Linked DNA regions of Homo sapiens: regions 2 and 3 are each linked to region 1. A link is a loop called in an ENCODE intact Hi-C map of the cell type or tissue named here. Cell type or tissue: PC-9. All regions are shown on one strand. Links, peaks and the distances in the headings refer to the core of each region. The heading gives the core; the rest is flanking DNA.

The links. Hi-C counts contacts between places; a loop is a spot of excess contacts. Peaks named below come from ENCODE experiments on the same cell type or tissue, not always from the same donor. Only the 100,000 strongest peaks of a DNase experiment are listed, where the experiment ranks them.
Region 2: a loop joins it to region 1, with 4 times the contacts of the local background. A loop is called at or near these places in 6 of 110 quality-filtered maps.
Region 3: it touches region 1 in a loop (6-fold over the local background); 6 of 110 quality-filtered maps call a loop at or near these places.

Annotation. Positions count from the first base shown.
Region 1 is chr3:126,124,653-126,134,432 of GRCh38, reverse strand. ALDH1L1 (aldehyde dehydrogenase 1 family member L1) reads left to right here. Exons shown (of 23, transcript NM_012190.4): 13 at 2,899-3,049; 14 at 4,140-4,210; 15 at 8,712-8,817. Among named protein-coding and RNA genes, the nearest start is that of ALDH1L1-AS1, 45 kb to the right of the region's middle. RefSeq lists a silencer at 101-180 and enhancers at 1,778-2,595, 4,727-5,497. In PC-9, for the core only: a CTCF peak has its summit at 4,603; DNase peaks (open chromatin) are centred at 4,232 and 4,742; H3K4me3 peaks cover 412 bases; H3K27ac peaks cover 483 bases.
Region 2 is chr3:125,963,293-125,973,072 of GRCh38, reverse strand. It overlaps ROPN1B (rhophilin associated tail protein 1B), which reads right to left and starts at 3,895. Exons shown (of 7, transcript NM_001308313.2): 1 at 3,673-3,895; 2 at 1,911-1,956; 3 at 903-1,030. The coding sequence starts at 1,018. It also overlaps the pseudogene ALG1L1P. In PC-9, for the core only: no CTCF peak of the experiment used is centred there; a DNase peak (open chromatin) is centred at 5,732; H3K27me3 peaks cover 266 bases.
Region 3 is chr3:125,932,360-125,942,139 of GRCh38, reverse strand. It overlaps the pseudogene ALG1L1P. Among named protein-coding and RNA genes, the nearest start is that of ROPN1B, 32 kb to the left of the region's middle. RefSeq lists an enhancer at 5,139-5,639. In PC-9, for the core only: a CTCF peak has its summit at 5,741 (motif pointing right); a DNase peak (open chromatin) is centred at 6,759.

The DNA of each region.
Region 1 (9,780 bases), core at 750-8,749:
ACAGGTGGCGGGAGAACCTCTGGCCTGGGCCCTGCGTGCGCGTTTGGTGGACCGCACAACCAACAGCGTGCGTGGGGTCCCTCCCTTGGCCTCTGCTGCCATCTGGTGGCTTGTATCATAACAGATTCTACTCACCCATAATGACAGTGAGGGGGGCACCCTGGGCAGCTGTAAGTGGACCCCTTCCTGTCCTATGCAAACTCTCAGGCCCCGTGAAGACCTGGGAGTGCCCATTACTGGTTCTGCCTCAGCTCAGCACAGCAGAGGCTGGGTCTAGGTGTCCCGGAGGGGGCAGTTCAGGAGCTCCCAGATAAATGGCTGCAGAGCACCCTGTCAGGGTGGCGGGACCACCGTGGGTGTTAGGGAACACGAAATTCACTGCAGGAATCAGACATTACACAATTGTGGAAGCTAGGAAGAAGGATCCAGAGGGAGAGTTAGACAAGGTTCCTAGGCAGTCCCCTGAACTCCTGGTAGACAGGATAGAACCTCCAGGGAGTAGGAGCAGCCGTATCCAGCTGCCAAGTGGGGCCACAAAGAGGAGCTCCTGGGAAAGACCGTGGGGGAGCTGCTGGCTCTGCCCAGATACCACTGTGGTCCACGGCTGAGAATCTGACGGTGGTCCAGGCTGCTGGTGGTCAGTAGGGCCGGCCGAGCCTGCTGGGCACCCCTGCATCTGCCCTGCAGACCTTCAGAGGGAGATGGCAGCAGCTTCACTTCTCCTGCACTGCTACCCTGGCACCCAGGGACTGGGCTCTGGGGAGCATGGGTGCCAGGGTGTGAATTCAGCAGCCTAACTGAATTAACAATAGAATAGTCCTGCAAGGCAGCCTCTCAGAGCTTCCCGAATAGTGCACTCGGGTGATGGATACTTTAGAAAGTGTGTCCTGGGAACTGGATTGATGACACAGCCATGTCACACACAGGTGGAATTATCTAGAAATGTGGGGGATTCAAAGGATTGGGGCTGATGAAGGAGAAGGATGTGAGCAGGGGAGGCATGGCACACCACAAGCTTTAGTGGGCTGCAGGTTGGGTAGGGTTGCAGGAGACGAGCAGTGAGACTGTCCCAAGGCTGCCGTGTGGGCTTCCATGTCCAGGTGACAACACACAGTGATGCAGTGGGAGCCTCTGGGTCTGAGGGCTGCCAAGGGCAGTAGCAGCTTTCACCTTATCACCCCAAGGCCCTGTTTTATCAATGGGCAACAACTGCTGGTTGAGGTTCCTCTGGGTATGCAAAGCAGCGGGCCCTAAGTGGCTAAAAACGTACCTGTTTGGGCTACTTTAAGCCTAACTGGGAGTGGGAAAATTTGAGTTTGGTGCCAGCAGGCTTTGGAGCAAATGGGTCTCATTTATATAACAAAGAGGCAGCTCCTGTCTTCGCAGCTGGGGAGCCTAGTCCTCTATCGGCCGCTAGGTGATGTTTTCACTATTTGCTGTACAAAATCGGTTTTTCTCAGGAACCGATTTACGCATGGGCTCTCCTTGCCCAGGGTGGCCTCGCTCAGTTGGTTTTATGCAGCAAACCTGAGCTGAGTGCTTCCCAGTGCTGTGCTGGAGCTGGGCGCTGCAGAGAGCAGGGAACCAGACAGCGCCCTGCCTCCTGCAGCCTGGATTCCAGTGGGCAGGCAAATCGTGATGAAATTATCATCTACCTGAATGTCTGTTACAAACTGTAGTGGTGGGGGAGTGAAGAAAGGCAGAGGAGGCTATCAGAGGATGTGACAGGGAGCTCTGATCAGTCAGAACATGGTTGGGGATTTGGGTCGGCTTCCCATTGAGTCCGTGTCTGAAACAAGTACAGAAGGCTAAGAGGAGAAACAGGAGTGTGGAAAGGGGGCCCAGACATGCAACACAGCCCCTAAAAGCCAAGGCAGGAGGCCTGACTGACCTGAGCACCTGGAAGAGGCCGATGTGAGGAGGAGGAGGGAGGCAGAGGAGCTGGGGTCTTGTGGCCCCAGAATGAAATGGAAATGGCCAGGAGCTGCTTGGCCAGGCACAGAGTTGCAGATGCATCCTGAGTGGCGTGGACAGCTGTCACGGGTCCTGGTGGGTGTAGGCAGGTGAGGACCGGAGCAGGCCTGGGGTGCGTGTGGGCTTCATGGTGCCTGGGTGCAGAGGGGAGCAGTGTGGGAAACGGCTGGCAGGCTTTGGTCCCACACTTGCCTCTGGGCCCGAGCTGCCCTGTCTCCAAGGCTGAGTTTGCTCTGGGCCTGTGGTCTCCACTTTCCCTGTCCACCCTCCCCCTAGGGGATGAGAGGGGCACCCTCATAACTCCCAGGCTGCCCACAGCTGCACATCCGTCAGAATCAAGGGAGGGCAACCCGACCTCGGCATGCTCAGGCTGAAGCCAGTCTGTGTAAACGCGTCAGCCCCCACGTTGCTCCCTAGTCAGCCCTTCTGTGATGGGGATGGGGCCACCTCTCCATCTCTGGAGATGCCAGGCTCAGGAGCATGCCCCCACCATCCTGGACTGAACAGTTGGTTTATTGGTGCTGGAAAGACAGATGGACTTTCTCCTGGTTCAAGCTTTCCGAAGACAGGAAGGGCAGCCTCTTGGGCCATGACCCCTTTGCTGTCTGCAGCAAGTGGGTGAATGCCTCTGCAGGATAATTTCGGAGGAATAGGATAAAGTAGTGGATCCACAAATACTTCAGGAAGGAAGCGAGGGAAGATCGAGGAAAGGAGAGAGGGACAGAGGGTGTCATCCTCACAGCTATCCGGTGGAGTAAACGGTGCTGGCCCATTGCATGGATCAGAAACGGAGGTCCGCACATCTGAGAGTGGCAGAACTGGGGTAGAGGGCAGGACCCCAGCTCCTTGAAGAAGGGCCTTGTGAGGGCAGATGAGGCCGTGCCAGGCCTGAGCCCACCTCCCGCTTCCCCTCACCCTGGTCAGGTTGGCAGATCTCATGGAGCAGCACCAGGAGGAGCTGGCCACCATTGAGGCCCTGGATGCGGGTGCCGTCTACACGCTGGCCCTGAAGACCCACGTGGGCATGTCCATCCAGACCTTCCGCTACTTTGCTGGCTGGTGTGACAAGATCCAGGTGGGGCCCAGGCTCCCACCCAGTGTGAGCACATGCAGACTGGCCCAGCCATATAGGAGAACTCCAAGGGCAGCACAGTCATCTGCATGCTGCGCAGCAAATGACCACAACTGGTGGCTTGGAATGACACCTGTTTATTAGCTTGTGGTCCTGCAGGTGGGAATTCCAGGCAGGCTGGGCTGGGTTCCATGCCAAGGTCTCACAAGGCCAAAGCTAAGGCGCTGGCTGGACTGGGCCTTATCTGGAGACTCTGGGACAGAACCTGCATCCAGACGAGTTCGGGTGTTGACAGAGTTCAGTTCCGTGTGGATGCAGGGCTGAGGCCGCAGGTCCTTCCTGGCTGCAGGTCCCTGCTCAGGGCACTGTATCTCCCAGCGGCAGCAGGTCACTCTCGGGCTTGGGATCCCTGTGACACTGTCTTCTGCCTGCTTTTCTGGGGGCTCCTGCAGTTATTCTGGGCTCATGGGCACTATGTCCCCACCTTAGGGTCAACAGGGACAGTCAACACCTCATAGGAGGGAGTGTCACCATATCTTCAGGCTCCCGCCATCAGTTGTGGAACTTGGGGGCCATTTGTAGAGGCTCCCTGGGGAGGTCCACCTCTGCAGGACTCATGGCGTCTCTGCCAGATCAGATCTGGGCTCCATGGTTCCTCCTCTCCACCAGGGCATGACAGCGACAAGGGAGGTGGGCTGCCTGGTGCCCGCCCCTACTCCGCAGCTGTGTAGCTTCTGGCTGCAGCTGGACCCCCCAAGGCCTGGGCCTTCTACATGTGCTCAACTGCTTAGAGCTGTGGGGAGGGGGACACCCGGCCCTGCCCCCACCCTCACCCTTTCTTGCTCGAATGTCAAAGCTAGAGGCTTTGCTGGTACCAGGACCAGCTTCCACCCAAGGGCTCTGCCTGCCAGGCTCAGAGTGGAGCAAACACCTTGCCCCTCTGGCTGCCCCCCTGCCTGTCTCTCAAGCCTCAGGTCACACCTAAGCTGGTCGCTTTGACTTCCTCCTGGAGACCCTGGTGGAGACTTGCTGCCTAGAGGGGAAGGGGTGTGGACCCTGGGCCCCTGGGTGACTGCCCCTGTTCCTCTTCCAGGGCTCCACCATCCCCATCAACCAGGCCAGACCCAACCGCAACCTGACCTTGACCAGGAAGGAGCCTGTTGGGTGAGTTCCTGCCCAGGGCGAGGTGCAGCCTCGCGGTGCTTTCCATGCAGTACACGGAACTGTAGCACAGCCTGCGGGAGCTCACAGCACCCTGTGCGTGCATTTATCAAACAGCCATCCATGTGCTTCTTGAGCACCTGCTCCATGCCAGGCATTGTTGTAAGGACTTGAGGACAATTGTATTTAATCTCCCAGTAACACTGGATCAGTCAGGTCCACGGTGGGAAACAAGAGTAAACCCAAAAAATGTCCAAAATGGGTATGGTGGTCAGTGTTCATAAAGATGAGGAACTCCTGCACAGCACTGAGGAACAGGAAATATAGAACAAAGGAGGAACAGGCAGAGGACGAGAGCTGCTCAGCAGGAGGAGTTCGGACCCCGCTGGATGCCAAGCATGTAGGCGCCGGGAAATGAACCTGGCGTGAGGCACCTCACCTCGCCACCCAGTGGCCCCAGGGCAGGAGTAGGGAGAAGGGCTTGGAACACAGCCACCGGGCTCTGGGTTTTCCCTGCTAGAGGAAACTGGGCAGTGACCTCTCGAGGCCATACATCCTGATTTGGCCCCAGTCCTGGTGAGTTACTCACACGCGTGCCTGAGGAGGCTTACCCAAGAGTGCATGGCCACTGTGCTAGGCCGGTGACAGCAAACACCAGAGCAGCAGGTGCTGGTGCAGCCCTGATCCATGATCTGCACTGAGGATGCGCCTGCAACTGGACCTAGAGAGCCCCAGCCCTGGGTCCACCCTCACTGCGCCTGCACGCGGTGCCACAGGAGAGCCTGGCCAGGGTGACCTGGGAGCAGGGCCCAGCTGGCATGAGCACCACAGTCATTCCCACCTGCTCTGTGCCCCTTGCAGGGTAGGGGACCTCACAGCTGTGGGCATGGCCAAAGGCCCCTCAGCTCCACCTGAATGTTGGAGTATTTGCAAGGAGAACGTGCTCCAATGTCCCTGTGTCACTGACAGCTCATGCAGATGAACAACCAACTCCTCAAGCACGGGCTGGAGGAGGCTCCTGTGGGAAAGTGGGCTGTGGACCCTTAGAGCCCCAGAGAGGAGCCAGGCTGCAGGTGGAGGCATCGCCTCCAGGGTCCCCACAGAGGACATCGGGCAAGGTCTGCACATGGTTTTGGTTGTCCCATCAGAGGGGGTGATAGAGTACAGCCCCCCACAACAAAGAACTGCCCCGCCCCAAATGTCAGTAGTGTGGGAGCCAAGAAACCCTGCTATGGGGCAGTGGTCAGAGACCTTTGTCGTGCTTTGAAAGGGGCTGGGCTGGGCTGGGCAGGGCAGGGCGGGTCGTGGCCCACCTGGGGCCACAGTTCAGAGCCACACTTGGGTCTTTGAGGCTGCCCACCCCTCCCAGCTGCCAGCATGGGGTTGGGGGGTGTCCACCCCCATCAGACTGAGGAGGAAACAGACACTGTGTCACCCAGAAGCATCCCTATGTCACCCTGTGAGGCTGGCCTTGGACCCAGGACTCTGGGCGCCTGGTCAGCACCCCAGTGTGAACACATCCTGCCCTGGGGCCTGGTCCCAGCAGCTCACACAGACCAGGGCTCGCCCAAAGGCAGGTAGGCAGGGCCACTGCTGACCATGCACCTGGTGGGCCGTGATTCTGGAACTAATGGTCTCTGCCTGGCAGGGAGGCCGCCAGGGCCTCTGGGCTTCACCCCTCCCCACCTTCACAGGGGACCTCGCCTCAGTGGGAATGTTCTGGAGCCGGAACCCAAGGTTGGAATCCCAGCTCCTCCCCTTTCTAGGGCAAGCTCCCAGCCTGTCTGTACTCAGTCTCCCCAACTGTCAAATGGTAATAAAACAGTCCTGTCCTCACTGAGTTGTTTGGATGGGTGAGCATCAGGTGTCTAGGGCACAGCATGCTGTGAAGGAGTTAGGAGGGCCAGGTGAAGGAGCCATGCAGGGCCGGGCCTCCTGGGTAATGGGACTAAGAGGAGAATTCTGTATGTGGTTCTGAGAAGGAGCAGAGTCCAGCTCTTTTGGATGTTTGTGTTAGGAAATTTACTAGAGACCATGTCACTGCTCCACTCGGAATCCTCGGGTGGCTTCCCAGTGCCCTTGACATGGAATCAAACTTCTCGCTTGGCCATGCAATCCGGGCCTGGTATCCTGGCCCCCTCCCCAGTCCACTGTGGTTGGCTGTGCTGGCCTCACGGATCCCAGGCCCTCCACCCTCATGCCCCACTGAGCACTTGCACCTGTGTCCCACCTCCAGCCCTCACCAGCTGTCCTCCAGCTCTCATCTGTGATGCATCCGCCAGACCTCTGCTCCCAGCCTGCCCTCTCTAATCTATAATCTCATTTTATTCTCTGTGTGAGCATTCAGACTGATGCTGCCCTGTGCCCATGCCTGTCATCATCCCAGCACACCTGCAGTGTCCCATAAATACTGCAGAATGACTGAGTGATCAGAGCTAGAGAGCCCCAGCCCCGGGTCCACCCTCACTGTGCCTGCACGCGGTGCCAGAGGAGGGCCTGGCCAGGGTAAGGGGCTGCCCATCTCCTCCCCTGGCCAGTGCCACCGCAACCTCAGCAGTGAGGCTGCAGCTGCCTCGTGGGGAGCCCCTTCCCCTCATGTCTTCAGCCGCACCCTGGCCCAACAGCCACTCGAGCTCCCTAGTGAGCCAAGCATTTCTTGGGGACACCAAGAAACCTTGCTTGGTGTCCCCTGCCCAGGCTCCATGCTCCCGAGAGAGAGAAGGAACTCCACCCTCACCGTCCATGCAGCTCCCCAGGAGCGTCAGAGGGCAGAGGAGGGGGCTCAGGGCCGCACAGCAGGAGAATGGCCCCAAGGGAGGGAGGGACGGGCCTAAGAACCATGGGGTGGTTGTCTCACTGGATGTCCACTCAGTCTCCCACTAAGAAAGCCCACTAGGAATTAGAGGCAGCAAGGCTAATGAAAGTCGGTTTTCACAGCAGCTGGGCAGGGAGGATTCACCTGGGCCTGGGTCCTGCAGCCCTGCTCCTTTGACCCCGTGCCAGGGCCAGCTCTGCACACTCCAGTCCCGGGGCTCGGCCTTTCCCCTAACCAGTGAGTGTGGGCGTCAGTTCGGGCTGCTGTAGAAGAGACCACCAATCCAGGGCCTAATCAATGGAAACTCGTCTCCTGGTTCTGGGAGCTGGAAATCTGAGGTCAGATGTGGGCAGAGCTGTTTCCACATGAGGGCTGTGAGGGTCTGTCCTGACCTCTCTTCTGGCATCTGGTGGCTGCTGGTGACCTCTGGCCTTCCTTGGCTTGCAGGGAGACCCCGTCTCTGCCTCATGCCCTCTTGGCATTCCCACTGTGAGTCTGTCTCTCCATGTGGTGTTCTTTGTATGAGGACAGCATTCCTCCTAAATTAGGGGCCCGCCCACCCCAGTGCTACCACATCCTAATTAATTACAACACAGCAATCTGGTCTCCAAGCAAGGGCATGCCATTAGACTCTGGAGATTAGGGCTTCAGCATACGAATTGGGGAGTGGGGGCACAATTCAGCACATAATTGTGGGGCTTTTCTGATGTGTTTTCTTTTCCGAGCTCCCCTCAGCCCCGTTCACTGTAACCGACGGCTTCACCTGCTCCCTGGGAACACTCAGCAGCCCGTGCTGTGCTCCCAATCTCCTGGGTGTGTGTGGGGTGTGGGGCAGCTCCCCTATCTCAGTGCTCCCTGCTGCTCCCCCCTGATGCCTCACACGGGTCCTGCCCACCGCCTGTGTCTGGCTAAGCAGCTTTCTTTTGGGGAAACACCCAGTGATGGTGGTGGGGTGGCGACAGGAGCCTGTGCGTGGTCTACGGGGCTCTGTGTGGATGTCCTCATCTGACTGTCCAGCGCTCAACCAAAGTGGTGCTGTATGGGGGGAAGGCAGGGCCACACAGGATTCATACCCGGCCAGTGTGCCTGCTGGTCCCTGGGACTCTGCGGCCTCCCCAGTGCCCACGGTGCTCTGAGTATGAGGCACCTGTGCCTGGCCAGAGGCTCGCTCTAGAACCCAGGGTGGCACTGACACTGGGCACCATGGCTTCACACAGAGCACCCTGACTTCATCAGTGCTGCCTTGCTGACTCTGTCTTCTCTTCTTGAGGATTGACACCTGGCCTCACACTCTGGAGGACCCTCTCCAGGCCCTCCTGACCCACCCCTGGTGACCCCTGACCCTCTTTAGCTGACCCTGGCCTGTGTCCTCACCTGTGCCTGCCTGCCATCACCCTCTCTCATTGCCTGTGCCCCAGACAGTTCCACAGCTTCCATCAGAAATGGTCCAGTATCCCATGCCATCCTGCCCTGCTAGGAAGAGGGGCTGCTGCCAGACCAATTCTTACTGTAGCATCCAGGACAGAAACAGCAGGCGTGAGCTGCCTCTCAGAGGGACCTTGGGTGCCTTATCAGGAAGCCTGGCTTTGAGAGTGGATGTCAGGCCCTGGGTGAGGTGGAGGGAATTGGCAGGTCCACTGTGGGCCTGGTGGAGAAGAAGGACAAAGGCCAACCTCTTTTGTGTGGCAGGGTTTGTGGCATCATCATCCCCTGGAACTATCCCCTGATGATGCTGTCCTGGAAGACAGCTGCCTGCCTGGCTGCCGGGAACACAGTGGTGATCAAGCCTGCTCAGGTGAGCGTGGGTTCACTCTGGACAGGGCCTGCAGGCCACAGAGAGGATCAGGAACTCACTCTATAAGGGAGGAAGGGAAGGGCCTCTCTTGGCCACACGGGCACTGGAAGAAGGGTCCTGCTAATGCCAGCTGCCCTCCATGGGCCCCACTCTCAGTGGGCAGAGGCGTATGTGGCAGGCAGAGCTCTCCAAAGCAGACTCTTTTTCAGCCATGGCTGCTTGAGGCCATCTGGCTGTGCTGGAACTTGCAGCTGCTCGGGTGAGCAGAGGCAGGGATTTCTGCACTCTGGATTCATGGGGCAGAAACCAGGCCCCATGCTCTAAGACAGCCTGAGTAGTCTATCCATAAAGCTGGTGCCATGTCCCTTATGTGGCTTCCGAGACCAGAAGTCCTGGAGAGAAGCAGGGTGAGCGGTGGGATTCGTGGTCCCCATCCCTGCACACAGAAGCTACGCAGTGTGGTGTCTGAGAGGTGTAGGTGGGGGAGTAGAGGCGGGATGTCAGGGGTCACCCAGGCATGCTGGGAAGGTCCTTGGGAGTGAGGACATACCCAGTGAGCCTCAGTTTCTCCATCTGTACATTGGCAATGACAGCCTGCCCGCTGCCTGCCTCCCAGGATGGTGCATGACATGGCAGGGATGGTGTGCCCAGGAGGGCACCCACTCGCCAGCTTCTTTGGGGTAATTTCGCGGCAAGGGCATTGATGTAATGAAAAACAATAATGATGGCTGACATTGATAGTATTTACCCTGAGTCAGGCATGCCTCAAGCATTTCAACATGTATCACAAATTAGGTAGTAATTTACATACATTTGCTTATTTAAGCATCACACACAACCCTCTGAGGAGACCTTAACCTCTGGCTTTAGAAACTTATGCTGTGCAGAAGGGAACCCAGGCCTGGCCGGCTGGAGCCCTGCCAGGAGGAGAAGCTAGGGCACCAGATGTTGGCCCACCCTGAT
Region 2 (9,780 bases), core at 757-8,756, 160 kb after region 1:
TCCGTGAGGTCTAGTTATCTTCCAACTCCTGTCTCAAGTCCTGGTTCCCCAGTTTCAAGCAGGCAAGTTTGTCCAAGGAGCAATTTCATAGCTGAGAGGCTTTCTGTGCAAAGCTACTTCAATCCAGGCCCGCAGCGATTGTTGTGTAAGCTCCATCTACTGAGCAGCCTCTGGAGGTCTCTCCTGAAAGAAGGCACCCGTGTTTGAGGCACACTGTTTTCAGCCATGCCTGAGGACCCCATCACTCTGCCTGGCCTTTCCCCAGAATGCAGTGTGTACTGTGAGGACATCATTATGTTGGCAGAACAAATCAGTTCAGAGAAACACCAAAGAAAATAACAATAATTTCCTCAAAGATACAAAGCCTCTTTGGTTGGGTCCAAGTATGAGTTTTAACAGCAGGGGAGGAAGTGTCTCCTTAAAGGAGTGAACTAGCAGGACTGGTCCCACCCCATCCACCCAGGGCTGTCGCTTCCCTCCCCCGGCTGCACTGCTGCCATCTAGTGGTGAGACAGGAGAATGAAGAAAGGCAGATTAAGCTGCGGAGATTCCCAGCCCTTCTTTCCACCGAGAGTGGGAAAAGGCGTGCAGGGAGGAGGTGGGTGTGCATACGCTGGTGTGACGCGGTCATCTAACTTGCTGCTTGCCCCAGGACACGGCCTATTGACCTGGCGTCCTACTGCTCAATCTGGCTCGCTTAGGGGAGGCATCCCATCCTTGCCCGGCTAGATGTAGTATTTATGTGTGGATTTTAAAGCATCAAAGCAATGCAAGAGCTAAAACAAAGACGATGCCAGTTAGTCCCGACCCCCTGGCTGCAGCCATGACAACCTCCGCGGTTTTACAGGACCCTCTCTCCCCGCCCGTCCTCCAAGAGATGAAGGCGAGAAAGGAGCACGTACTCGGCCCCCCACTGGATGAGGTCCTGCGGCTGCGCCCGAATGGCGGCTTTGGCAAACTCCTTCAGCATTTTCGGCAGCTCCGGCGGGATGCATGTTGGCTTATCTGTCTGAGCCATTGATTGGTTGACCTATTCTCAGGAGAAAAAATACATAAGATGAAAACTTGGACTCATAAGATGAGAGCAATCCTGGACAGGAGGTCACCCAGCCTCTGTTTGACACTCAATTTTGGGGACTCCGCAAGACAAATGCATTCTATTGTTACACAACGGCAAGGTTAGAAAGCCGTCTGCTAACCCCTACTTTTTGTTGTAAATAGTTATATCCTTTACGTAAAAATTACACAGTCCTTTTTTATTTAAAAAGTGGAAGTCAACAAAAAAATCCCTAATGGTATCACCCTAAAATATTGGATGTCTCCTTCCAGAATTTTTCAGTATAAATATATATGTTTGTAAAACAAAAAAATAAGATTATGCAAAACAGCTTATTTACTCAAAAGTATATCATGAACATCTTTGCATGTCATCCAGCTCTTATTAGCTAGGTAAGAATTGTAGCAAAATTTACTCTGAACCCTCTATGAATTAACATTAGGTTATTTCCATATAAAAATAGTCATTAAACAGCCATTTGATGAGCGTCTCTGTTTATAGCTGCATGTTTTTTCAACTCTAATTGTCAGGCGGAAAACTCGTACATTTTCTCTCAAAAAGTTCCAGGACAAATTGAAACAAAACATGAACATCCATAAAATATATACAATTCCATCCACAAATAAACAACAGATCAAAAGATTTTTTTCTGCTTTTAGTAGAGAAAGGGACAGACTAGATATGCTAAAAAGCTGTCCCTCTTCAAAACACCTAGAGGCCAGACAAATCTCAGTACAAGCCTTTCACATTGCCTTGCTGGGCTTGCAGTGAAGTGAGAGAAATCTTCCAGTGGCCAATGAGGTGAGGAAAGGGGAACCCGCAGTGCTGGGCAAATGAAGAAACTAGGGCTCACCTGGGCACATGTAGATGGCAGGAACTTGAAGCTTTGAGATAAATTGCTAGGCAGGGTGGATAGAGACCAAGGATTAGGCTCACAAAAGGCAAATGTCTGGACTAAAGGACTCCCCTTCTGACCTAAACTTGAGACCCGCCCAGGGACTACACCCTCAGCGTGAAAAGGTGTGGCTGAAAATATCTGCCTACAGGCTGGGGTAAGCAACAAAGAAACCTGTCTCCATTGCTGCTTCTAGTCAGGAGAGAAACAGTCCCCCAGGAGTTGGTAGCCACAGACTAGTTCTAAGTTTTCCATTTATACCAACACCAGCATGGCTCGGAAATCCCAAGACAAGAAACTAAAGTGGTCTTAGATTGGTGGGACTTCATGACCTTTTACTTTATTTATGTTCTTTTATTTGGAGGAAAAGGATGATAAAATAATGATTAATTTTAGACTTTGCAAAGTATTAGAAAAGTTTTAACAGTAATAACCACTAAATCTGTACAGAGGAAAAAAGGATTTTTTAAAATTTTTTTAGTATTTATTGATCATTCTTGGGTGTTTCTCGGAGAGGGGGGAAGAAAGGAATTTTTAAAAAACACAAAAAAGCAAACAAAACATGCCTCCCAATGTGAAATGGCAGCCCAACGTATACCTGCCAAGTGCTGAAGAATGTAGGTCTTAAAATAGACTGTATAGTCTTGTTTCAGGGATTTCTCACTTGTTTTTATTGGTATGGGCTAAACAGGGCTTCCATTTCATAAATGAAAGTCTCCATTACATGAATGAAAGGCTCCAGGGCAGAATCTCAGAGGGTTTCTATGAGCGGCTTGGAACCAAGCACAGACAACTGCACATCCCTGTTTGGGTTCGGAATTGGAGGTGGTGGGTTTGGGATGTGGTTACTCTTGTTTGGAATGCATTCTCCTCCTCTTAACAGGTTGATTCTTCCTTTGGAGGTCTGCTTAACCTTCCCTGATTACCCTGTCAGTTCCATTGTACATACCCTTCCAGAGCATCACTTACCTATCCTTAGTGTGATTCTTTGAGTAACATGTGTCTCCCCCAGCAAACTCCACGGCAGGACTGGTCAGTTTTTGCTCACCACACCATCCCAGTGCCTAGCCCAGTGCCTGGAACTTAGTGTTCAATAGGTACTAGTAAAAATGAATGCGTGATAGCAGTCTATGAAGTGCTAGCTATAAAATGAACACGTGATAGGAGTCTATGAAGTGCTAGGTATAAAATAATGCGTGATAGGAGTCTATGAAGTGCTAGGTATAAAATAATATGTGATAGGAGTCTATGAAGTGCCAGGTATAAAATAATGCCTGACAGGAGTCTATGAAGTGCTAGGTATAAAATAATGTGTGATAGGAGTCTATGAAGTGCTAGGTATGCCCATTGGTCCACATGACAATTCACCCAGAGGTATTTTTATATCCCTGTCGCTGATGAAAAAGCAGAGGTGTGGCTCCTCGGTGGAGGGCTCTGATTCCAAACTCTTGAGCCTCCCAACCACTGTCCTCCGGGTAAGAAACCGTATAATAGTATTCTGGGTACAAAATACGCACACAAATTGGCCAGAAAGCCATAATCCCCCACAGTCACATTCTCTTGAAGATCCCCTTGCCTTCCCCTTGCCCTCCCCTTGCCCTGTGAACAAGGAGAGGCTCAGAATCCAGGGGGCGTCCGGCAGGGCTCCTCCCTCAGACCAGCGCAGCCCTCGGGGCGCTCAGAGCCCTGCCCTCCCTCCACTTCCCCTCGGGGTGGCTACCTCAGGCTCGCTCCCAAACCGGCTGTCTGGCTTCAGGCGACACCTGGCGCCTGGCCTCAGGCGAGAGGTGTGGGGAGAGACCGAGTGCCTCCCACCCTTCTTAAGAAGGAGAGCAGTAGAACCTCGGCGGGGAGGGCAGCAGCGGCCGGGGGTGACAGCAGCGGCGGGGCACGACCGCCGTTAGCGTTAGACGTTAGCGCTCCGCCTTCGCCTGGCAAACCCTGCGCGGGCTCCGCTGCCAGGTCACCAGGGGTAGCGCCGGGCGCGACGTCACAGAGCCGCCCCGCCTCTCCTGCAGCGGCGGGTTCCCAGGGTCCCGCTAGGGCGCTGCTAGGGGACGCTGAAAGCTGTTTTGGGCTTTGCTGGTGGTGGAAGGACCAGACGGCCTGGAGGGTTAAGGACTGGGCTGGGGACGTTAGGAAACCCGGGCTGGGGGCGTTGGGGGTGGGGCGGAATGTGTAGCCATTGACGGTGCGCTTTTGTAGGTGAGAGGGCAGAAGTGGAGCTTGATCTTTCGGCTTGTGGAAAGTGGACAGGTGAGAATTCCTCAGGAATCATAGCAACAACACCTCTTACAATGCGTTTTTGGTGCCAGGAATTGTTCTAAGTGCATTACACACATGAACTCATTTCATCCTTACTGTCACCCCATGAGGCAAGTACTATTGTTATCCCCATTTTTACAGATGAGGGAACTGAGCACAGAGAGGTTAAACTTGTCCAAGATGACAGTCAGCAAGTGACAGAGTCAGGATCTGAATCTGGGTTGCGTGGTCCCAGATTCCTCACTCTTGACCTTATAATGCTAAGAAAGGGGCATGGAGTGGATAGGAACAGAGCCTGAGATGCCTGGGGACAACAGGGAAAGATAGAAAATATTTATAGGGTAGAATGTGGTCACTGTGCCAGGGCACTTTTACAAACATGATGACATCAAAGTTTCACAGTAAACTCTGAAGGTAGATATTACCTTCGTTTTAGAAAACAGGCTCAAGGCTTCGAGTAATTTTGCCTGTGATCAAACAGCTGGCAGTAGGGCCCAGGGCCCAACTTGTCTCCAGGTCTTCTGATTTCAAGACTGTTGTTTTTGTTTTGTTTTGTTTTGCTTTGCTTTGTTTTGAGACAGAGTCTCACTCTGTTGCCCAGGTTGGAATGCAATGGGGTAATCATGACTCACTGCAGCCTCAATCTCCTAGGTCTAAGCAATCCTCCCACCTCAGCCTCCCAAGTAGCTGAGACTACAGGTGTGTGCCACCACACCAGGCTAATTTTTATATTTTTATAAACAGGGTTTTGCCGTGTTGCCCAGGCTGGTCTTGAACCCCTGGGCTCAAGTGATCCACCCCCCCTTGGTCACCCAAAGCACTGGGATTACAGGTGTGAGCCACCGCACCTGGCCTCAAGACTGTTCTTTTTAAGCACCCAAAGAGGCAAGAAAAGCCCCATCTTTCTCTGCTACACCCCGTGTCACTTCACACCCATATGAAAGCTGCTCATTGCATCATGTAATCCTTCAGTCCATTTATACTACAGTGTGTATTAGTCTAAATCAATTAATTCACCCAGGGTCTTCAGAGCTTTCTCTGGTTGTGAGATGAAAGCCTTTGTCTCTCCCTAAAGCAATTTTAAGCATCAGTGAACAAGTGGGGGAACTAGATTTTTGGCTTATGCATGCAGAAAGCTTTTCACAGCCTGTTGTCATCCATTTGTAAAGAGGCCACTCTGCTGGCATTTGTCAAAATCCTGCAGGTCCTTGCACACCTGGAGAATCCTGGATGGTCTGGGGACGGCCACTGCCCACAGGGCAAGATCTGGGGATGAAAGAAACCTAGTCACTAGCTATCACCTATCTTTCTGAGGCCTCTGTGGAGGGGCTACCAGGTGTTGGTACAGGCACCTGACCAACAGAGTGTGCCTTAGGTTGGGAGGGGGAGGCTGGAGGCTTGAGGGCTGCAGGTGCATCTTCCAGGATAACAAGAATGCTCTGGCCACTGGAGTCTGTTCTGTTGTATGCACATGAGATGAAGGTGTGCCAATCTCTTCCTGCTTTCATGCTGAGTAAATAATACTGACAGGAATGAATAATAATGATCTTTGTGCAGAAGAACAGGTTTTTCAGACAAAGCACTAACAGCTGGAGATGGAAGATGAAATAAAATAGAATTTTAGAGTAGCAGGTTAAACACAAGGGAGGAATTTCATAGCACTGTCTGACTGAGGTGATTTGATGTCTGTCTGTAGGAGGCCAGGTTGAGAGGCGTAGGTTAGATTATCCTTGATCTATCAGTCAATAAATAACAGGATACAATAAATAACAGGATACAGTCAAGAGAATATAATTTTACAGGGAAACGATAATAACACAATTCAGGAAAGTTGCTTTCTTCTAAAACAGAGGTAAGAGTAGAGAGGGAGGAGCACATAGATGTTACCGGTAGTGGTCCAGCTCTTGGGGTGGATGGTGGGTTCATGGGTGTTTATTATGTTTCAGTAAAAAAATCTGTCTTATATATTACAATAAAAACTTTTATTACATAAAATCTTTTATCAAGTAGGTTACATTGTTTTCTGCTATTTTCTTGTACAAATGAATATCCTTTCTTATCATTTCCCTTGTTCTACTAGATAATTCCCATCAATATACAAACATGCTCTAATTTCTCCCATCATTTTCCTCTTCAGCTTTCACCCATTTCTCTGCTTCCCTTTATTGCCAAGTTCTTTAAAGAGTTGCCCATACCTGCCACCGCTAATTTCTCTCTTCCAAATCTCTTTTTAATCTACTTGAACCAGGCTTTCATCCCCATCACTCCACTGAAATGACTTGTGTCAAGGTCCCCAGTGACATGCTGTTAAATCCAACATCATCTCTCAGCCTCGGCTCAACCTATCAGCAGCATTTGATCCTGTTGATCACTTTCGCATGATTGAAACACTTTCTTTCCTTGGATTCCAGGACATCACACTCTTGGTTTTTCTCCTTTCTCATTGGCTGTTCTTTTGCTTGTTCTTCCTCCTCTCCCTGACACTTTAATCTTGGAGTGCCCCAGGATTTACACTTGGACTTCTCTATCTACATGCACTCTCTTTTTTATCTCATTCAGTTTCATGTTTTGGATATTACATTTATGTCTTCAGCCCTAATCCTTCCCTAAACACCACAGTAGAACATCCAACTGTTTACTCTGCACCACTGGATGTCTAATAGGCTTCTCAGACTTAATACACCCCAACTGCACTCCAAGATTCCTCTCCAAACCAGCTCCTCCAGGCTTCCTCATAGCAAAATATAGCAACTGTAAATTCTAGTTGCCCAGGCTAAAAACCTTGGCATTATCCTTGGCTGCTTTTTCTCTCACACCTTAAATCCAATCAGAGCAAATGCTATTGGCTGTATCTCCATAAGTCATTCAGAATTGGAGCACTTCTCTCCACTTCCATCACCTTGGTCCAAGCAAACCTCATCTCTCACCCGGACCACTACAATGGCTTCCTAACCCATCTCCCTGTTTCCGCCCTTCCCTTCCGATGGTCTGCTCTCATCACAGGTGCCCAATCAAATTACTGAAAACCTAAGACTGATCATGTCATTCCTCTGTTTAGAACCCTCAGTGGCTGCCACATTATGCAAGTAAAAGTCAAAGTAACCCACAGGCCCTTAAACTCTCTGAACCCATCATTTCCTCTTTTCTCCTTCCTCACTTCCCTCCAGCCATGCTGGCCATCTTATTATCCCTCAGAAAGGCCAGACCCTCTCCTGACTCAAGACTTGTGCACTTGCATTTTGTCTGCCTGGAACATGATTTCCTCAGGTATCCACAGGCTTCACTCGTTAGCACCTTTAGTTTTGTATCCAAATGTGACCTTCTAAGGGAGTCTTATCTGACTCTTTTAAGTTGAACACCAATATCCCTTCCAACTCCTCCCTTGCTTTACAATCATTACATACTATGTATTTTTAAATTTTTGTTTTATTGATTTCTCTATATTTTTTCCCTGGAGTGCATGGGATTCTGTTTGTTTTAGTCACTGATGTATTTCGGGAGCCTAGAACAGAATTGTGCACATAATGGGCACCATAAATATTTGTTTACTGAATTAAATTCTCCTTTTTTTCTCTCCTTCCACCTTGCTTCCCTTTCCTTCCTTCTTCTAAGAGGCCCTTCTGAAAAATGATACTTCAGTGTCCATTGAGATTTGCATGTTCAGTATCTTAGGGACCAAAGTTCTATTTGGCCAGGTGACGACCGGTCTGGCACCAGAGAGTGGGAATCCTGACGGTCTTCTCTACCATCTCAGCCTTATACTAAGTATCAACTGTCTCATACTAGCTATGAGCTCAGAAAATCAGTTCTCCCTATCCTGTGTGTCTTATACTGTGGCTCACTTCCCCCAGATCTTAAGTGTGCCATTTCATAGGAGGAAACGAGAGTGACCCTGTCCCACCTGCTGCTTGGATCATGGTGAGGCTGGGGCTGAGCAGTGATGATGGGTACACCATACTCGGGACCTTGGCTCAGGTTCAGCACAATTCTGTGATTTAACTGTGGGGTGTGGTTGTTAGACTCCCCATGGAGCCAATCAACCCTGTGTACATAAACTCCTTTCACATATACATTTGTTTTCTTTTGCTGCATTGCAAATTACCACATACTTAGCAGCTTAAAACAACACAGATTTCTGATCTCAGTTTCCACAGGGCAGGAGTCTGGGTGGGTTAGCTGGGTCCTCCGCTAAGGGTCTTGCCCAGCTAAAACCCAAGTGTTGGCTAGGGCTGTGCTCTCATATGAGCCTTAGGGTCCTCTTCCATATTCATTGGTTGTTGACAAAATTCAGTTCCTTGGGGATGTAGGACTGAAGTCCCTGTTTTCTTCCTGGATTTTGGCCAGGGATTGCTCTCAGCTCCTAGAAGCCACTTTCACGTCGCAGTTCCATGGCCCCGGAATGGCAGTTTATTGATGTTTGCTTTCTTCCAGGCCAGCAGAGGCATCTGTTGTTGTTTCTTTTGTCTGTTTTTTAAGGCTCACCTGATGATGATTAGGTCAGATCCACCCTTTTGACTAACTCAGAGTCAACTGATTAGGGACCTTAATTATATCTGAAAGTTCTCTTTTGCCACATAATATTAATTACAGGGGTGATATCTCCTCATATTCACAGGTCTCACCCACACTTACAGGGGTGATGAGATTATACAGGGCACATACACCAGGGGGTGGAAATGTTGGAGGCCATCTTAGAATCCTGCCTACCACAATATGCCCCTTTGTGAGAGAAAATGATGAGGTTTGTCATCTCTCCTCAGAGTTGGAACCATTGAGACGACAAGCACAGCTACTCATTGTGGTTCTGGATCCCCTCCTCTTCCTGCTACCTCTGTGTGTAGTCTTTTTTCAGAACCTAGGAGAGCAACACCTCCTATAACCACTCAGTTATGAGAAACAAACCACAAAATTCCACATAAATGAAAATGTCTACCTAATCAAAGTCTACTTCTTTAAGGACTTGAGTGATTGAGGGGAAAAAAGGAGAATTTTACCACTGGGAGGTGGGGTGAGTTGTGTGGACAAGGTTCCTCCCTTCTTGACACCTGTGTCTTCTGTGGCCACCCTGATTCTCCTCAGGACTGCCCTAGCCTTTATGGCACCTTTGCATACATTAGAAGGGGGCAGACATAGCCCCTTGGGCATATGGCCTGACAAGCAGGGTAGGAGCTGAACTTCAGCCCACTCTCACCCCTCAGAAAACTGCCTGGTTTTCCTGCCCCCAGAGCCTTCTATTTCTATCCCACATTATTCATCTTCTAAATATCCACAACACTCCTTGCTGCCCACCATCACCAAAAACAACAACAACAACAAACTTCAGTACTTGGTTTTCTATCTTCCCTTCATGAGAACTACTATCCTCCTATGGATACAAGTTTGCCAGCTAGTTCTCTGCGTGGATGACTCAAATCTACACCTAAAGTCTCAACCTCCCTGCTCAACTCAGTCCCTTGTCCAAATGTCCTGGACCTCATTCAAACAAGTTCACAAAGGGCACATCATCTTCCCCAGGGCCAGCCTCAGACATTCATAGTGCTGTCAGTGGAGACATCCTCCTCCC
Region 3 (9,780 bases), core at 769-8,768, 190 kb after region 1:
GGGTCAAATGGTATTTCCAGTTCTAGATCCCTGAGGAATCGCCACACTGACTTCCACAATGGTTGAACTAGTTTACAGTCCCACCAACAGTGTAAAAGTGTTCCTATTTCTCCACATCCTCTCCAGCACCTGTTGTTTCCTGACTTTTTAATGATTGCCATTCTAACTGGTGTGAGATGGTATCTCATTGTGGTTTTGATTTGCATTTCTCTGATGGCCAGTGATGATGAGCATTTTTTTCATGTGTTTTTTGGCTGCATAAATGTCTTCTTTTGAGAAGTGTCTGTTCATGTCCTTCGCCCACTTTTTGATGGGGTTGTTTGTTTTTTTCTTGTAAATTTGTTTGAGTTCATTGTAGATTCTGGATATTAGCCCTTTGTCAGATGAGTAGGTTGTGAAAATTTTCTCCCATTTTGTAGGTTGCCTGTTCACTCTGATGGTAGTTTCTTTTGCTGTGCAGAAGCTCTTTAGTTTAATTAGATCCCATTTGTCAATTTTGTCTTTTGTTGCCATTGCTTTTGGTGTTTTGGACATGAAGTCCTTGCCCATGCCTATGTCCTGAATGGTATTGCCTAGGTTTTCTTCTAGGTTTTTTATGGTTTTAGGTCTAACGTTTAAGTCTTTAATCCATCTTGAATTGATTTTTGTATAAGGTGTAAGGAAGGGATCCAGTTTCAGCTTTCTACATATGGCTAGCCAGTTTTCCCAGCACCGTTTATTAAATAGGGAATCCTTTCCCCATTTCTTGTTTTTCTCAGGTTTGTCAAAGATCAGATAGTTGTAGATAGGCAGCGTTATTTCTGAGGGCTCTGTTCTGTTCCATTGATTGATATCTCTGTTTTGGTACCAGTACCATGCTGTTTTGGTTACTGTAGCCTTGTAGTATAGTTTGAAGTCAGGTAGTGTGATGCCTCCAGCTTTGTTCTTTTGGCTTAGGATTGCCTTGGCGATGCGGGCTCTTTTTTGGTTCCATATGAACTTTAAAGTAGTTTTTTCCAATTCTGTGAAGAAAGTCATTGGTAGCTTGATGGGGATGGCATTGAATCTGTAAATTACCTTGGGCAGTATGGCCATTTTCACGAATTGATTCTTCCTACCCATGAGCATGGAATGTTCTTCCATTTGTTTGTATCCTCTTTTATTTCCTTGAGCAGTGGTTTGTAGTTCTCCTTGAAGAGGTCCTTCACATCCCTTGTGAGTTGGATTCCTAGGTATTTTATTCTCTTTGAAGCAATTGTGAATGGGAGTTGACTCATGATTTGGCTCTCTGTTTGTCTGTTGTTGGTGTATAAGAATGCCTGTGATTTTTGTACATTGATTTTGTATCCTGAGACTTTGCTGAAGTTGCTTATCAGTTTAAGGAGATTTTGGGCTGAGACAATGGGGTTTTCTAGATATACAATCATGTCATCTGCAAACAGGGACAATTTGACTTCCTCTTTTCCTAATTGAATGCCCTTTGTTTCCTTCTCCTGCCTAATTGCCCTGGCCAGAACTTCCAACACTATGTTGAATAGGAGTCGTGAGAGAGGGCATCCCTGTCTTGTGCCAGTTTTCAAAGGGAATGCTTCTAGTTTTTGCCCATTTAGTATGATATTGGCTGTGGGTTTGTCATAGATAGCTCTTATTATTTTGAAATATGTCCCATCAATACCTAATTTATTGAGAGTTTTTAGCATGAAGGGTTGTTGAATTTTTTCAAAGGCCTTTTCTGCATCTATTGAGATAATCATGTGGTTTTTGTCTTTGGCTCTGTTTATATGCTGGATTACATTTATTGATTTGTGTATATTGAACCAGCCTTGCATCCCAGGGATGAAGCCCACTTGATCATGGTGGATAAGCTTTTTGATGTGCTGCTGGATTCGTTTTGCCCGTATTTTATTGAGGATTTTTGCATCAATGTTCATCAAGGATATTGGTCTAAAATTCTCTTTTTTGGTTGTGTCTCTGCCCGGCTTTGGTATCAGAATGATGCTGGCCTCATAAAATGAGTTAGGGAGGATTCCCTCTTTTTCTATTGATTGGAATAGTTTCAGAAGGAATGGTACCAGTTCCTCCTTGTACCTCTGGTATAATTCGGCTGTGAATCCATCTGGTCTTGGACTCTTTTTGGTTGGTAAACTATTGATTATTGCCACAATTTCAGCTCCTGTTATTGGTCTATTCAGAGATTCAACTTCTTCCTGGTTTAGTCTTGGGAGAGTGTATGTGTCTAGGAATTTATCCATTTCTTCTAGATTTTCTAGTTTATTTGCGTAGAGGTGTTTGTAGTATTCTCTGATGGTAGTTTGTATTTCTGTGGGATCAGTGGTGATATCCCCTTTATCATTTTTTATTGCGTCTATTTGATTCTTCTCTCTTTTTTTCTTTATTAGTCTTGCTAGCGTTCTATCAATTTTGTTGATCCTTTCAAAAAACCAGCTCCTGGATTCATTAATTTTTTGAAGGGTTTTTTGTGTCTCTATGTCCTTCAGTTCTGCTCTGATTTTAGTGATTTCTTGCCTTCTGCTAGCTTTTGAATGTGTTTGCTCTTGCTTTTCTAGTTCTTTTAATTGTGATGTTAGGGTGTCAATTTTGGATCTTTCCTGCTTTCTCTTGTGGGCATTTAGTGCTATAAATTTCCCTCTACACACTGCTTTGAATGCATCCCAGAGATTCTGGTATGTTGTGTCTTTGTTCTCGTTGGTTTCAAAGAACATCTTTATTTCTGCCTTCATTTCATTATGTATCCAGTAGTCATTCAGGAGCAGGTTGTTCAGTTTCCATGTAGTTGAGCGGTTTTGAGTGAGATTCTTAATTCTGAGTTCTAGTTTGATTGCACTGTGGTCTGAGAGATAGTTTGTTATAATCTCTGTTCTTTTACATTTGCTGAGGAGAGCTTTACTTCCAAGTATGTGGTCAATTTTGGAATAGGTGTGGTGTGGTGCTGAAAAAAATGTATATTCTGTTGATTTGGGGTGGAGAGTTCTGTAGATGTCTATTAGGTCCTCTTGGTGCAGAGCTGAGTTCAATTCCTGGGTATCCTTGTTGACTTTCTGTCTCGTTGATCTGTCTAATGTTGACAGTGGGGTGTTAAAGTCTCCCATTATTAATGTGTGGGAGTCTAAGTCTCTCTGTAGGTCACTCAGGACTTGCTTTATGAATCTTGGTGCTCCTGTATTGGGTGCATATATATTTAGGATAGTTAGCTCTTCTTGTTGAATTGATCCCTTTACCATTATGTAATGGCCTTCTTTGTCTCTTTTGATCTTTGTTGGTTTAAAGTCTGTTTTATCAGAGACTAGGATTGCAACCCCTGCCTTTTTTTTGTTTTCCATTTGCTTGGTAGATCTTCCTCCATCCTTTTATTTTGAGCCTATGTGTGTCTCTGCACGTGAGATGGGTTTCCTGAATACAGCACACTGATGGGTCTTGACTCTTTATCCAATTTGCCAGTCTGTGTCTTTTAATTGGAGCGTTTAGTCCATTTACATTTAAAGTTAATATTGTTATGTGTGAATTTGGTCCTGTCATTATGATGTTAGCTGGTTATTTTGCTCGTTAATTGATGCAGTTTCTTCCTAGTCTCGATGGTCTTTACATTTTGGCATGATTTTGCAGCGGCTGGTACTGGTTGTTCCTTTCCATGTTTAGTGTTTCCTTCAGGAGCTCTTTTAGGGCAGGCCTGGTGGTGACAAAATCTCTCAGCATTTGCTTGTCTCTAAAGTATTTTATTTCTCCTTCACTTATGAAGCTTAGTTTGGCTGGATATGAAATTCTGGGTTGAAAATTCTTTTCTTTAAGAATGTTGAATATTGGCCCCCACTCTCTTCTGGCTTGTAGGATTTCTGCCAAGAGATCTGCTGTTAGTCTGATGGGCTTCCCTTTGAGGGTAACCCGACCTTTCTCTCTGGCTGCCCTTAACATTTTTTCCTTCATTTCAACTTTAGTGAATCTGACAATTATGTGTCTTGGAGTTGCTCTTCTCGAGGAGTATCTTTGTGGCATTCTCTGTATTTCCTGAATCTGAACCTTGGCCTGCCTTGCTAGATTGGGGAAGTTCTCCTGGATAATATCCTGCAGAGTGTTTTCCAACTTGGTTCCATTCTCCCCATCACTTTCAGGTACACCAATCAGATGTAGATTTGGTCTTTTCACATAGTCCCATATTTCTTGGAGGCTTTGCTCATTTCTTTTTATTCTTTTTTCTCTAAACTTCCCTTCTCACTTCATTTCATTCATTTCATCTTCCATTGCTGATACCATTTCTTCCAGTTGACTGCATCGGCTCCTGAGGCTTCTGCATTCTTCACGTAGTTCTCGAGCCTTGGTTTTCAGCTCCATCAGCTCCTTTAAGCACTTCTCTGTATTGGTTATTCTAGTTATACATTCTTCTAAATTTTTTTCAAAGTTTTCAACTTCTTTGCCTTTGGTTTGAATGTCCTCCTGTAGCTCAGAGTAATTTGATCGTCTGAAGCCTTCTTCTCTCAGCTTGTCAAAGTCATTCTCCATCCAGCTTTGTTCCATTGCTGGTGAGGAACTGCGTTCCTTTGGAGGAGGAGAGGTGCTCTGCATTTTAGAGTTTCCCATTTTTCTGTTCTGTTTTTTCCCCATCTTTGTGGTTTTATCTACTTTTGGTCTTTGATGATGGTGATGTACAGATGGGTTTTTGGTGTGGATGTCCTTTCTGTTTGTTAGTTTTCCTTCTAACAGACAGGATCCTCAGCTGCACGTCTGTTGGAATACCCTGCCGTGTGAGGTGTCAGTGTGCCCCTGCTGGGGGGTGCCTCCCAGTTAGGCTGCTCAGGGGTCAGGGGTCAGGGACCCACTTGAGGAGGCAGTCTGCCCATTCTCAGATCTCCAGCTGCGTGCTGGGAGAACCACTGCTCTCTTCAAAGCTGTCAGACAGGGACATTTAAGTCTGCAGAGGTTACTGCTGTCTTTTTGTTTGTCTGTGCCCTGCCCCCAGAGGTGGAGCCTACAGAGGCAGGCAGGCCTCCTTGAGCTGTGGTGGGCTCCACCCAGTTTGAGCTTCCCAGCTGCTTTGTTTACCTAAGCAAGCCTGGGCAATGTCGGGTGCCCCTCCCCCAGCCTCACTGCCGCCTTGCAATTTGATCTCAGACTGCTGTGCTAGCAATCAGTGAGACTCCGTGGGCGTAGGACCCTCTGAGCCAGGTGCGGGATATAATCTTGTGGTGCGCCGTTTTTTAAGCCGGTCCGAAAAGCGCAATATTCGGGTGGGAGTGACCCGATTTCCCAGGTGAGTCCGTCACCCCTTTCTTTGACTCGGAAAGGGAACTCCCTGACCCCTTGCGCTTCCCAAGTGAGGCAATGCCTCTCCCTGCTTCGGGTTGCGCACAGTGCACGCACCCACTGACCTGCGCCCACTGTCTGGCACTCCCTAGTGAGATGAACCCGGTACCTCAGATGGAAATGCAGAAATCACCCATCTTCTGCGTCGCTCACGCTGGGAGCTGTAGACCGGAGCTGTTCCTATTCGGCCATCTTGGCTCCTCTCCTTGCTTTGTTTTTTGGGCTGTGCCTGTGCCCCCTCACCTCTCTGTCTTGCATGTCTAGCTAGTTCTGTTTCTGCGGTTTTCCTTCTCTCTGTTCCTGAGCGGTTGATCTCTTAGTGTTTCTCTGTGTTCACAAACTCAGCCTTTGACCTAGGAACCTAACAGCCAGAGGGAGCCTGAAGCTTTCTTGCCTGCCCTTGGCTCCTTGTGGTCCAGGGAGGGCTGCAGTGGGTGGGAATGCCTGACACAGGGTGACTAGTCTCTGTGTTTACACCAGGGGGAGCAATGACTCCGTGGCTGAGAGGGGCTGGCTAGAGTCTGGAGTTTCCAAATGTCCATTCAAGGCAAAACACAATTCCTAGGTAGTTAAATTTAGGAGACTCTGTATTGAATGACCTTGAAAATAGGTTCAGGGCACAACATGGGCACACCGCTTTGTCATATTCTACAAATACTGGGGAGAGCCAACATTCTTCTCATTGCCAATAATTATGCTCATCAGCCTCCACGTCTTGCCTCTCACGTTTCTTCCATGTCCCAGCTCTGCCCACCGTGTTAAATCAGTGTGGATGTAGGGAACATGAACACATTTTAATATCAGCCTAAACCAGACATCACTGGGAAGGAGATTGGAGAAACTAAAACCCTAGAAAAGACAAATCTAATCTATAGTGACAGAAAGCAGACTGGTGGTTGCTTGGGGCCAAGGTAGGGCCAGATTGGCTGAGATGGCACAAGAAAACTTTTTGTGATGTTGAAAGTATGCTATGCCTTGATTGTGGTGATGGTCAGACAGTTATATAAAGCTGTAAACACTCACTAAAATGTACAATGAAAATGGGCATAAACTATGCCTTGGTTTTTAAATGTCTCTGTTGTACATTCACACCAGCCTTTACCTCCGTTAGCACAGACAATAGGAAGCTGTGTGTGAGTCTTAGAATGCTCCCCAATCCAGGGATGGTTGTTCAACCAGCCTATGCCGTGTATCCATAGAGGGCACGGATAATCCAAAGCAGCAGATAAAACACCTAATTAGTTCTAATTGACTCTGGACTTTTTCTGTGCATTTACATTCCCTGAGTACAACCTGACTGACAGGAGCGGGGAGAGTAGGCAGCCAAGAAATGTGGCAGGGGAGGCCAGATTAAACAATTACAAGGGAGGGACAACAAAAGGGTGACTGACCACGCAGATGATAAAGAATTGTTGACTTTGTAATGAGAACCGCACATTGCGCAAAGCAATTGGTGGGGTGGAGCAGATGTGCATTAGAAACGAAACCAACCACCCGGAATGGTCATGGTCTCTGGATAACAGTAGCTTCATCAACTCCGTCTTTTCCACATGTCTAAAATTTTGATATTACTTAAGTCAGGCACACTGCTCTATTCATTCTGACATCTGAATATCCATTTTAAAGTGGGCTAGGCTCACCCAGAGGATGATACAACTAGATTAAGAAAATGAAATGAAGGATGAAAACTCCTGGTTCGTGCTTTCGCCACATCCACAGGAGCAACAGACTAAGACATTCCTCCACACAATAACAGACCCAGGCAGTGCAGAGCCATGTGTGTCTTATCTGTCCTGTTGTCCACAGTCTGGTTTTATCTTAGACCTAGCCTGGTGCAATCCATGTTGTGTATTGGCACTCCACTTAAGTTTCCTGTTTGTAAAAAGCCCCTTTCATTCGGTGATTCCTCAGGGCTTTAGGGGAACTTTCTGGAAACCAGGAAGAAGGAAATAAAGGTTGTTTTACTGAGGATGGGTGACGTTGGGCGCGGGACCCAAATGAGTGGTTTGAGCAGAAAGTAGCCTCCACGCTGGACTAATGCTTGGCAACATAATGGGAAAATTTGGGGAAGCCGGGAGAGGAGGGGGCAGAGTTTCTTTCCCAACCAGCCAGGGGGTCCAGGCAGTTTTGGTCCTAGGACGTCTCCCTGTGCATTCCCAAGTGATTGCAAGGCTTCTTCTTGTCATCGTCTGAGACTTGGATTCCCCAAGCGTCCTTCTTTTCCTGGAGCCTCTGAGTCCTCTATTCCTGAGGCCTTTCTTCAGCCCTCCCAATAGCCCTGCCATGATTTCATTGCAGGGCTGTGACCATCTATGACAAGCCGGCATCTTTCTTTAAAGAGACACCTCTGGACCTGCTGCACCGGCTCTTCATGAAGCTGGGTGGCACTCACTCTCTGTTCAGGGCCTGGTAGGCCTCCCCTCCTCAGCTGCCTTCTCTCCTGCTCGCCACTGCCCTGGCCTCTCCCCTTCTCACTGCAGACCTGGGAACCCACTCATCCAGGGGTTGGCAAACTAAGGCTACAGGCCAGTCTCCTGCTTTTGTAAATCAAGTTTCACTGGGACACAACACACTCATTGCCTTCTGAGTTGTCTACAGCCGCCTTTGAGCTACAATAGCAGAATCACGTTTTGCAACAGAGAACCTGTGGCCTGCAAAGCCTGAAGTATTTACTCTCTGGCCCTTTAAGAAATGTTTGTGGACCCCTACGCTGTCTTACTCTCCTGCCAGTGGGTTCCCAGGCCTGTGGCAGATCTGTGGACCTGTGTGTCCCCTGGGGTGTCTCACGGGGCTAAAGAGGGGACCTTTGTGCAGGTCCACACACCCTAAGGTGGGCCCCTGGGTAAGCTGGGGTGGTGTGGGATGGCGTCCCTGCACGCTCATCTTGAGTCCAGGGGATGACAAGACAGTAAGTCCCGTGGAGAAAAGGAATGAGTCAGTCTTGTTTGCTGTTGTAACCTTAGCACCCAGCAACAATATTAGAGAAAGCAAGCCCAGGCCTCGGATGGCAGGGGTGGCCTGGTGCTGCTGATGTGGCCGGGCACCCCAACCTTTGGGAGCCTGCAGGCCTTGCCACGGCAGGAGATGCCCGTCCTGGGTCCTGGGCCTGCTCTGTGGCCTCTCACAGGCTTTTTTCCTGCTCTTTCAGCTCAGAACCTGAGGACGCAGCCATGGAGCGGTCGGCCTTCATGGAGCTGGATGCTGGGAGCAGGCTGGTGATGCATCTCCGCGAGTGGCCAGCCCTGCTGGTCAGCAGCACGGGCTGGACAGGTCTGCACGACCCCTGGAACACTTGGGGTTGGTGTGACGGGCACCTGGCCAACCTGTGTTCTCCTCACCCCTACCAGTCCTGCATGCCCCCACCCCACCACAGTCTCAATGAGAAGGGGAGGGCATGTGAGCTGGAAGAGGGGTGTCTAGAAACAGGCCCCTGATATTCAATTCTCTTCTCATAGAGGATGAAGACTTCTCCATCCTGCTGGCAGCTTTAGAAAGTAGATGTGTAGCTGCGGTGAGGAGCTCCGGGCTTGTCGGGGGCCACTGAGCTGTGAGCTGCTTGCCTGGCCTGCAGCATGTTGCTGTCCCCGGCCACTGGGTGGGGCAGCCTGGGGACAGCAGGGGTGGTGGAGGTGGGCCGCCCTGAATCCTCAGTTGGGTCATTGAGTGACCAGGCCCTCAGGCTGAAATGCCCCCTCCAGGAGAGTATCTCACAGAGGCTGGTGGCCTCCCCACCAGAGCAGTGCTCTTTCTCCACCTGACCAGGTGACTCTGGCTACTGTTTATTTAAAACGTTTTTTCTGAATGGGCATGGTGGCTCACACCTGTAATCCTAGAACTCTGGGAGCCCGCGGCAGGCAGATTACCTGAGGTCAGGAGTTCGAGGCCAACATGGCAAAACCTGTCTCTACTAAAAATACAAAAATTAGCTGGGTATGGTGGTGGGCGCCTGTAATCCCAGCTACTTGGGAGGCTGATGCACGGGAATTACTTGAACCCAGGAGGCAGAGGTTGCAGTGAGCTGAGATCACGCCACTGCATTCCAGCCTGGGTGACAGAGCAAGAGTCTGTCAGAAGAAAAAAAAAAAGAAATTCTATCAGAAATTCCATGTAGAATTGTTTCTTTTTTTAAACACAGAGTTTGAACAACTTACTCTTGATGGACACAACCTTCCTTCTCTTGTCTGTGTGATAACAGGTACCGCCTAGGACCCTGGGTGTCTGTTTGGTTGGGGGATGGTGGAGGGGGAGGGGCACACAGCCTTTACCCTGTGCTTCCCACGATCTTGTCTCCTTAATCTTCACTGCAGCTCTCTGCTATAGGGTCTTATACTGCTTGACATGGGGGAAACTGAGGCTCAGAGGGTTTCACAGCAGGGCAGGGAGCCCAGATTTGAATCTGTAGATACCAAGCTTTCTACTTTTTCAGTAGTTCCCAAGCATCTTTTTTTTTTGTTGTTGTTACGTCATTGGTGTCTTTTTTTCTTT